Linked DNA regions of Homo sapiens: region 1 is linked to region 2. The links are chromatin loops, found by intact Hi-C in ENCODE. Cell type or tissue: uterus. All regions are shown on one strand. Links, peaks and the distances in the headings refer to the core of each region. The heading gives the core; the rest is flanking DNA. Region 1 overlaps FBN1 (fibrillin 1). Region 2 has its middle 36 kb from the start of DUT-AS1.

What was found. Hi-C counts contacts between places; a loop is a spot of excess contacts. Peaks named below come from ENCODE experiments on the same cell type or tissue, not always from the same donor. Only the 100,000 strongest peaks of a DNase experiment are listed, where the experiment ranks them.
Region 1: it touches region 2 in a loop (8-fold over the local background); 1 of 110 quality-filtered maps calls a loop at or near these places.

The regions. Positions count from the first base shown.
Region 1 is chr15:48,556,850-48,562,233 of GRCh38, reverse strand. All of the region lies in intron 6 of FBN1 (fibrillin 1), which reads left to right. Among named protein-coding and RNA genes, the nearest start is that of FBN1, 86 kb to the left of the region's middle. In uterus, for the core only: no CTCF peak of the experiment used is centred there; DNase peaks (open chromatin) are centred at 1,403 and 2,773; H3K27ac peaks cover 2,752 bases.
Region 2 is chr15:48,365,227-48,370,610 of GRCh38, reverse strand. No RefSeq gene overlaps it. Among named protein-coding and RNA genes, the nearest start is that of DUT-AS1, 36 kb to the right of the region's middle. In uterus, for the core only: no CTCF peak of the experiment used is centred there; no DNase peak of the experiment used is centred there.

The sequences.
Region 1 (5,384 bases), core at 137-5,136, 190 kb before region 2:
GTGGAGAGGAACTTTATAGCATTCTGGCCCAATCTCTGCTTTTTGTAGAGGGTTCTGAGGAGTTTCGGTGAACTGAGCTTACTAACCAGGGGTCACAGAGCTAATTGATGGGAGTCCAGGCTTGATTCCATTCTTCTAACATCCAGTCCAGTGTTGCCCAAAATGTGATCTACTGACAACTTACGTCATGATTGGCAGGGTTACTCAGCAAAAATGATTCCTGGCCCCCAGCAGAATCAAAATTATTGAGGGTTCAGTCCAGGGATTTGCGTTTCAATAAGTTCCTCAGTGGTTCTTATGGACACTAAAATTTGGGCTTTTTACCAATAAGCCTTAAGACCCCATTTCCAGGGAAAGCTATGTGCTAAATAGTTCTTCCAGAATGCTTGCCCAAGAGAATGACTTGCCTTCATATTTGCTCTGCTGTGTATATTGACAGTATAAACCATTTCAAGATGAGCTTTAAGGATGAGTAAAAACATACGCTAAATTAGGAGCTGAAATCTTTAATTTAGAGATACTTTTTCCATAGTCTGAGAGTAGGAAAATTTTCATCTGAAGGTTGTTTATTCAGTGGATGAATCAAAAATTGTTGATAAAGTCTAAAAAAGGTAAATATGATTCTTTAAAATTTTGAATTGAGTGTAATGGAGCTTGAATTGATATTTAGTATGTTCTATTTACTTGTGTTTTCATAAAAACCTTGCTGGATGAATATTCAGGGTGCCAATAAATTTGTTACCTGTTTGGCCATAGGAACTGGGCAGAGGGAAGTTATGGGAAGACTTTTCAGTGAATATTTTCTATGCTTCTTGATTTTTGAACCCTTTGAATATATTGCCTATTCACAAATTTTTAAATAATATAAATGTTTAAAGCATTAACATTCATTGTAGGGCCTTAGTAGGTGATTGCTCTGACTCTGCCCAGGCTACAAAAACACATACTCTAGAATCTAGGTGTCCCTGTAGCAGAAGGTAATGAACATTTCCAAAGGGCAGAGCCAGGAAGGGAAAGACTGCACATTCAGCTAGTTTTAAGGAAATCACTAATTGGCTTGAAAAGACAAGTCATTTTGTTTTAGCACTTATACTCATTATTTTAAAGCCCCTCCCTGACAGACCACTCATCACTGGGGTTTTGGGTGACCTTGGGCAAATCACTCAACCCTCTTGAGACTTTGTTTTCTAGTCTGTAATAATACTGATGAAAACTCCCTGTATTTCAGTTGGCTGACGATTTCTGAATACATTACTTAGTTTTCACAACAACTCTGGGGGTTGGGTAGTATGGCATGATCCCTATTGTTCAGATGAGGAAATTATGACCCAGAGAGGTTATATGGTTTAGAGAGGGTCACACAGGGGTGGGACATCTAACTTCCAGTACTGGGCTCTTTCCACTGTGGCATGCAGGGGACGTGGATTAGGCAATTTCCAGGGCCTCTTCTGGCATCCAAGTCCTTGAGTATATGAGCTATTTGGGGCTCCGTCAACATTTGTTGAAGTCTTTTGGAAAAATCCAAAGGAAATTGAAGCCATGGGTTTGCAATTTTAGAAGCTCGCATTGTAATTAGAGTATCAAAATGTGCTCATACGAAGACAACCGAGGAATACTTACAAAGCCAACACATACCAAGTTATGCAAATTACAAATATACCAGATCTCATATCACATAGCACAAACTCTGCACCTAACTACCAAGGGGATGGGGAATCCCAAACCTCAGAGAATAACATTTGACTCTCTCATCCTCTCCTAAATGATACTAGCAACTGCTCTTTGAGCACCCAGTAAGGCAAGCATTTGTTACGTATTATCACATTTAATCCTTACCACATCCTCTGAGGCAGGTATTATTATCCCAATTTTATAGGATAAGGAAACAAGACTTAGAGATTAAGTGATTTGAATAAGGCTTGTAGGTGGTAAAGCCCATCACCAACCAGGGTCCTTATTATTATTGTTATTTTTATTGCTATCTCCTACAGGAAAGTTAGGATCCTTTATTGATTTAAGGTGTGTGCGCTTTGTCTCATGCCTGGCTCGTCTTCTTGTCTAAGAGTACACGTAGCGTGGTTTCAGATAAGGGTATGTTGAAGAGAAAACTTAACGTACCTCTGCCAATACCCAGGGTGAGCCTGATTTCATGCAGTAGCAATTTGAGTCGCCTTTAGTGGGCCCATGAGTAAAGGAGGCCCATGAATTCTGCCTTCTTGCCTCAAAACTCTTTATTATGTGAGCCTGGCTTCTCCTGTGTAGCATCTGTTACTTCGTTTTGCCTTCCACATGTACTAAGTAGAAATAGACAAACTTAACTCTTGCAGATAATAGATGACTGAAAACAGATGATGGGCACACAAAACAGGCTTTGTCTCCATAGGATTTTGTTGGTAAAATACTTCGTCTTTCACTTCAATATATTTTGTTCATTGTTTTGCTGCTGCTTAGATATGAAAACTTTCCTCTATCGTCCTAATCTTCTGATATGCCATCATCTCTTTCAACCTCTTTTCCGATGCCAGAGTGAATCCAGTCTGCCCTTGAATACTGTAGAAACCTCTTGGCAGTTGTTAACAAGCCTTAGCATTTACTCAGTCATTCTGGGAAGAGAGGGGAATTTACACTGTTTCCTTAGTTCACATAGACACAGGCGAGGTAAGTAGCCTGGCTGGGTTGGCAGAGGTTCTTGAGGATTGTAAAAACTGTGCTTTGCTCCGGACCCTGGCTCCTCACAGAGGTCTGCCTGCTTGTCCTTGGTCTGTGTCCTCCGCAGGCCTTTTACTTGAGTCAGACTCCTCTAATGAGAGAGTTCTTGGGTTTCAGTCTGGGGGAATCCAGCCTCCACCCGCCAGACTTCCTGGAGAGCTCTCTGCTGATGCTGAAAGTGCCTGGAGCCTTGAGGATTGGATCAAGCTCCCTTTCGAAGGGGTCTCAAAATTCTTTAGACATAATATATTTGTGGCTACAATTTGTTAAGAAAGGAAACAGGCTGTACTAGCCAATAAATTGTCAAAGGAGCACATACCTAAGATAGAGAGAATGGTTTGCAGCACACAACGCTCTCACTCCCTTTTCTAGTGCTCTGTATTCAGTATTTACACTAACTTTTAGTAGCAGCTGATTTCTAAGAAGACTTCTGGCTTCTGCTCTTTGCATTGACCAAAACTCTTGGGGCATGTGTTGAGTGAGGGAATACCTTTTTATTCACCTGCTTCCTAGTCTGAACTTTCAGATAATCGGCACTTCTTGTTCCCAGTGTGAATCCAAAGAGCTGAAACAGCTTTCTTTGTGGGAAATCAGGTAAGTGGGATTTCTCTACAGGGATGCAGATGCAGATCTGAATGCATGTACAGTGCTCCATAGCTCACTGACTAAGCTTTAACCAGCAAGTCAGAGCTATACAGCACCTATAGGTACTCCCACGATACTTCAAAAATTTTCATGGAATTATAAACATTGATTGTCAGAAAAACAGACCTAGTTATCTCATTTTGCAGGCTTTGCGTCTTTGAACACATTTGATATCCATTCCTACTAAATTTTCTCTCTGAATCTGATCTGTCTGCTATTCATATATTTCTGTTGTTTTATTAGTATGTGCTGTAGCCAGATATTTTGCTAATTTGTGTGCTTTTTCTTTGCTTTTTCATAATTCTGCCTAACTTCTTAGGTATAGAATTTCCAAAGCTAGTTGTTAGTGTGCCAAAACAGCCAAAACAGCTTTAACAAAAAAAACTATGCTTTGCTTGACTGGGCTGTAAGATGACTTAGATAATTTATGCTTCCCTTCACCATACTTGGGGGAGTACCTGTTTAGAAAGGGTTTTATATCCTGGCTTGGAATAGGTCTAATAATTTAAACCCTCTCTCCTGGAATTACCAAGGTCTAAAACTAAACCTTATGCTAATAATGTTGAAGTTGAAATGGTTTTCAAAATGATACCCAAGTGTTTATAATTTTTTATGTGCTGAACTGTTTTGTTTAGATAAACTGGAAGAAGATATTCTGGGATAGGAAATGGCTGAAGGAAACAAAGGTGTGTGCAGAGAAATACATGAAATGTGTTGTAGGATCAAAGATTTAACAGTTTATATGGAACAAGGAGACCTCAAATAGGGAGAGGGGAAATGGAGTTGGATGGTAACTTGGCCTGGCTGAGAGGACTTGGAGTGCTGATTATTATTTATGCCTAGCTTGTTTAAGAGTTTTTAAAAAATAGGAAACCACATGTGAATGGGAGTGGGGGAACCACTCTAACTTTTAACTTAGCCACATAGGAGAAGCCTACTTATTCAGACCTCAAGCCTTAGTCCTGGCAAATTCATCTCCTGGTGATGGCTTAATTATATTTCAGGCATAGTATTCAAGGTGAGTGTTAAGTTTTTATTTTTAAGTGAGAATCTTGCAAATGCAAGCATATCAACTGATAGCCAGTGTCTTAGGGCCCCTGCACAAACAGCTAAGTATGCTCAGAGAGCCCTACTGTGGAAAAGATGCCCTAGAGGAACACCCAGTCATCCTTTCCTTTAACCTTCATCTCATCGTTTTCTCTTCCCTTCCCCAACCTGGACCTATCTTGCCCAGCCTTCTCAATGAATACTTGGCATGAACTTCATTCACTCAACTTTGTCGCTGACACGCCCGTTGTACTGACAGAATCCTGGCTTGAATGGCGCTTGCTCAGCTGTGCTTTAGACAGACCCTTCTGGCTGACCTGGTTTAAACCTGGCTTTCTTGACGCCATCCTCAGCGTGTTCCAAGGTGAAAAAGGACTCTGCTGCCCCTTCTGTTGCTCCTCTGCAGGGGAAACCAGTTGCCACTTGGCACCAGGATGTATCAGGCCGGCATCCAGAGTAGTAACATGATTTAGTGAAAATAGTACTAGACCAGGAGGAAACTTGAGTCCTAGTGCTGGTTTGCTTTTCAGTGGCTGTGTGACCTTGGGCAAATCATTGCACCACCCCAATCTCAGTTTTTTTCATCTATGAAGTGACGAGCTGTTCTCTAAAAACCTTTCTGATCCTCAAAGTCAGGAATTCACATAGGTTACCAAATTCTTGAATGAATAGAGATTTGGGTTCTAAGTGCTTTTCTTTTCATCTACTGCACTGCCTTTTTACACAAAACAGGGGCCATCTCTATATTGTTTTGTAGTGTGCACTCAACTCCCCTCTCAATCTTGGGTTCAGGTACCAAAAAGACCTTCCTTCACCTGCACAGTTCACTACAAAGAAGGGCATTCGAAAAGTCTGTAAGTGGGCCAGGTGATTCAGGATGTTTCGCGTTACTTTAAGAAGCTTTTTCTTGAATTAAATCACTCTATTTTTAGCAACTCACTGGGTGATGCTTTTAAAAATATCACTGATAAAAAATATGTGCT
Region 2 (5,384 bases), core at 269-5,268:
TTCTGGAACAGACTGAGGTTCCCAAGCTCTGGTCTTATGCTATTTGGGCGTGTCTTTCACGAAGCACTCTATGTAGAAAACAGACAGAAACACTAACTAGCACTGTTTGGGGGGATATTTTCCAATAGAGGCATGGCATTGACCCATTTCTTTCAAAGAGTTCTCGTTAGAAAGGAGAAAAGTTGGTAATAACAATAAATAACTCCCTTCTCTGCCTGATATTTGTTCCCTAGCTTGTTTAAATACTGTCCTTTTGGGTAAGTTATATCGTTTATAAATTAAAGTGTAGAAAAATAATTCTCTGTCATCAATGGTAGAGGTACATTACGCTCTTGTTTCGTTTTTTTTTTCTTTTCTTTTTTTTTTTTTTTTTTGAGACAAAGTCTCATTCTATCACCCAGGCTGGAGTGCAGTGGTGCAATCTCAGCTCACTGCAACCTCCACCTCCTGGGTTCAAGCGATTCTCCTGCCTCAGCCTTCCAAGTAGCTGGAATTACAGGTGCATGCCTGGCTAATTTTTGTATTTTTTAGAAGAGACGGGGTTTCACCATATTGGCCAGGCTGGCCTCAAACTCCTGACCTCGTGATCCACCCGCCTTGGCCTCCCAAAGTGCTGGGATTACAGGCATGAGCCACTGTGCCAGGCCTACACTCTTGTTTCCTAAAGAAACCATTGAACTTGGTAGGAAAGCAAAGTGAAACATTTCAGATTTAAGCAGTGAAAATGGATAGGGGAAAGTAATAAAGGTTTATGTACCAGTTTTCATGCTTTTGATAAGAAGCAAATTCCCTGTGCACAGTCATCCACCCTTTACAAAAGCTGGCTTCGAGAAGATGGGAAGGAAAGGAGGAGAGGCAGAGTAGAGCATTTTCAATACTTCAGCTGAGGGATGGTGTCACTTTGGCCTTACAGCTGTATTCCCATATTGTCAGAATGAGAGCTCAGATGTTTTATGGCAATTTGACTCCACTAGTCAGATCTTCCTAAAGGTTACTCCTAAAACCACGTTAAGGAGAGGTGGAGAGCACAACCTGGTAGGAGTGGAGGGTTGTGGGAGAGGAGAAAAAGAGAGTGAAGAGATGAAAAGAGAGAGATTGCTGAGACAACTAGGTTAGGAGAGTAACTCAGAAAAGCTTGTGAGATTTTACTATGTTGCCTCTGAATATGTGTAGAATAATTTTAGGTATAAACTAGAACATGGGAGATTCACTCTGAAAAAAGAAAATTTCAGGGAATAGATTGTTTGTGTTTTAACAATTGGGCTTGGTCACCCAGATGAACAAGGGCCAGGTTCCTCGCCTCATGGGAGAGATCCCTCTTGACCCTATCCCTCAGGACCTCCCACATCAAGCCCACTTGTGCCTATGTGTGAGATGTATGCAGGTGACATGCCTGAATGCCAGGTTCCTATCTAACTCTGTAGCCAGGTAAGCTGGCTCAGTTGTGGCATGTGCCCCTTGGTCGCCCCCTCTTAAATGAGCTAGTGAAGAAACAAGTGGTGCTACATCTTAGGAGTTTCCAGAGGTGAGATTTTAAAGTTTGGAACGATGTCACTTTAGAATTATTTGCAAACAGCTTCCACATAAAAGAAAGTTTCCAAAAGAAGGAGAGTGATCACTCAGGTACCTAAATTTTTAATAGAGAAAATTCCAAAAACACTCTACATCATAGGATAAGTCTTTTTCTGACACATTAGTTGTTTTTGTGGGGGGCGGGGGGATTTTCTCATTTAGAATAAGCATCCCAATATTTGTTTTGTTTTCTTTTTGTTTGTTTGTTTGTTTTGAGATAGAGTCTCACTCTTATTGCCCAGACTGGAGTGCAATGGTGCAATCTCAGCTCACTACAACCTCTGCCTCCCAGGTTCAAGGGATTCTCCTGCCTCAGCCTCTTGAGTAGCTGGGATTACAGGCGCACACCACCACACTCGGCTAATTTTTTAATGTGTTTTTAGTGGAGATGGGGTTTCACCATGTTGTCCAGGCTGGTCTCAAAATCCTGACCTCAGGTGATCCACCCACCTCGGCCTCCCAAAGTGCTGGGATTACAGGTGTGAGCCACTATGCCTGGCCACATCCCAATATTTGTAATTTTGATCCAATCCAGTGCACTGCTGTGTTTGGAGCTGGGAATTCTGGTCAAACTATCTTCTAAGACATTCATGCTCCAGCTGGGAGGGGCATACCCAGAAAGTCACAGAAATTCCAAGCAATGCTATTCTCCCAGGCAATATCCAGTTGGACTAGGATGGACATTGATCAATGCTAACTCATCCATAAGCAGGCCAGTGAGAAAAGAGAAAAACTGAGCCGGGCCAATTGGATTACTTTCTTTAAAATTTTGGACTTGAGAAACTGAGAGACTAACTTCTTAGCTGTAAGAAGACAAATGGAAGGTCATGTAGACTGGGAAGCTGGGCTAGCCATCATGAGACATGTTCTATATGACAAGAGCACAGAGCAGATGTAGAGAAAGGGGGAGAAAGGGGGCAGAGAGGAAAGGGGAATACCCCTAAAATGAGTGGCTTTGGGCCCAGCATGGTGGCTCACACCTGTAATCCCAGCACTTTGGGAGTCCAAGGCGGATGGATCATGAGGTCAGGAGTTCAAGACCAGCCTGGCCAAGATGGTGAAACCCCGTCTCTACTAAAAATACAAAAATTAGCCAGGTGTGGTGGTGGGTGCCTGTAATCCCATCTACTCAGGAGGCTGAGGCAGAGAATTGTTTGAACCCAGGAGGTGGAGGCTGCAGTGAGCCGAGATTACACCAGTGCACTCCAGCCTGGGAGACAGAGTGAAACTCCATCTCAAAAAAAAAAAAAAAAAAAAAAGAGTGGCTTTGGTTCCTGGCAAGATTCCAAGTCCCATGAGTTCCCATGCTATTTCATTTCTTGTTTTCAAATTCCTGTGACTCTTCTTTGTTTTGTAACCATCACTCCCCGCCCCTCAACCACAACCATCACTCCCAACTCTCCCTCCAAACTACCCTCACCTCTACTGAGTGGGCTCTCCTGGTTCTCTATTCCTTCCAACTGTGAAGATGGATGCCTGAATAAAACACTCCCAAACGCTATCTGGGATTACTCTTCAAGCCAACAAACTAAGAGAACACAATGTGACAAAAAATGAGAAAGAAAATAAAGTAAAAAAGATGGAAATCATCACAAAGCAGATGTGAGAGATATGACCAACATTTAACTAAAATTTATGAAATGTATACTTTTAAATTTAAATTTTAAACTACAAACATATTACCTAAATAAGGAAAAATGAACGATGATATAATGGGTGGAACAATAAAAGACTGGCCAAAAAATTTAAAAAGTACCAACAGTAAAAGGAAAAAAAGTAAAAATCTACAGAGCAGAATGGTGACTTCCTTTCTGGGAGGAAAAATACTGGAAGGGGATGCCTGCTGGGTGCTAGTGCCTTACACACATGATGTTGTTGAATTCTTACACCCAGCCCTTTGAGGCGAGTGGTGACACTTCCATTTAACAACAGCACAGTCAATAGTTCAAATAGATAAGACCTGCTGAGGTCAGACAGCAAAAAAAAGCAGAATCCCATGTCTGGCTGCCTCCAGGGTTGATGCTCTAAATGAAAAATGTGCTTGTCCGACTGTTCTCAGGAAAGGTGCACCAGTGTGGAGATGAAGTTTCCTGAGAGGAACCAATCTTTCACAGGTTTTCCCACCTGGAAGTCTCAGCAACAGAGTTAAAGATTCTATTCTATTGACTATTTGCAGTTGTTGGGACTTTCCATACAGCTGGATCTTTTACAAAACAAATCCTGGCCCACGACATGATTACCAAGGAGACAGCTGTGGGGTGGATCTTGAGTGTAGGCTCATCTGAGGCCAGTGTCGAGCAGACAAGGTCAGACAAAAAGGGTGCATCTTTTAAAGAGCCTTGCTCATTAGCCATTGCTAATGAGAACAACAAAGCCATGGTGTGGTGGGTAGCTTATCATGCCTAGATGTGGGGCATTTCCCAATGGTGGTGTCCTTGCCTTCTTGGTGTTTGGGAGAAGCAAACTTATCTAGAACAATTAGGAAAACAATTCAGTTACAGAGTTTGAAATAACTGGTCTAAGGGACTTTGGAACTCAAAGCAATTTTTTAACCTGTCTTTAAAACTTATGACGCCTGGGCAACTGACCCTATCTCTAGGGTATTGCTTTTTCATTATCTGGGTGTGGTGGCATATGCTTGTAGTCTCAGCTACCCAGGAGACTGAGGTGGGAGGATCACTTGAGCACAGGAGGTAGAGGCTTCGATGAGCTATGATTGTACTATTGCACTTTATCCTGGGTAACAAATTGAGACTCTTGAGTCAAAAAAAAAGGGGGGGAGGGGAAGATAACATTCTGAGAGATATTCCTATTGCACAAGTGAGTAAATTCAAGAGCAGAAAAGTGACAGTGGGTTATGCCAGGTTATATCCTGCAAGCTCAACTGAGGCAAAAATCAGGACCTGGAAATCCTGGCTCCAGGGTGAAGGTTTTACCTTTTGATGCAATTGTTTTGCAGCACCCAAGAGGTCTCAGATTATATCTTCCATATTCATTCATTCATAAAATATATACTGAATGGCTGAGATATGACAGACACTTTGCTAAGTGCTAGAAAAGTCAAGGAAGAATAGGACACAATCGTAGCCATTGAGGGCAATATTTTGTGCAGCAGTCCTCCATTGTGGAACTGCAAAATACTACACCTAAATTCTCCACTGTGGGATTGGGAAAATATAGTTGTTTTTAAAGAAGTATTTTTTATTATAATAATAATTATATTTTTATTTTTATAAAATAAAAATCAAATTTTATATTATAAAATTATATTATAAAATTATAAAAATATAACTATAAAATAAAAATTTTATATTTATATTTATATTTATATTTTTTATTATTATTATAATTATTATTATTTTTGCTATATGAACATACAAGAAGAGACTTACTCTGATCTAGAGAAGTCAAAGAATGCTTCATAGAAAAGATGAAGAATCAGTAGGTGTTTCATAGGAAGAAGACAAGTAGATTCCATGTAATGGAAAGTCTATGCATAGCCTTGAAAACAAGAAAGAGTAGGAATATTTGAAAAATAGCAAACAAAACAAAATCCTTTGTCTGGGTTGTTTTATTAAGGTTAGAAAAGCTACCAAGAGTTAAATCGTGAAAGATCTTGCATGCTTATGGGTTAGAACTCATGCTGTAGGATTGAAGTTCTAAGAACAGATTTTAGCCACAGTAGTCACATGATGGTATTCTGGCTTTACAAAGTAGTTATGATTCAAATTAAACATTGAAAATTAAAGACAAACATTTATATATACTCTCTGGAGAAACCTATTGAAAATGACAGTAAGGGGATTTAAAAA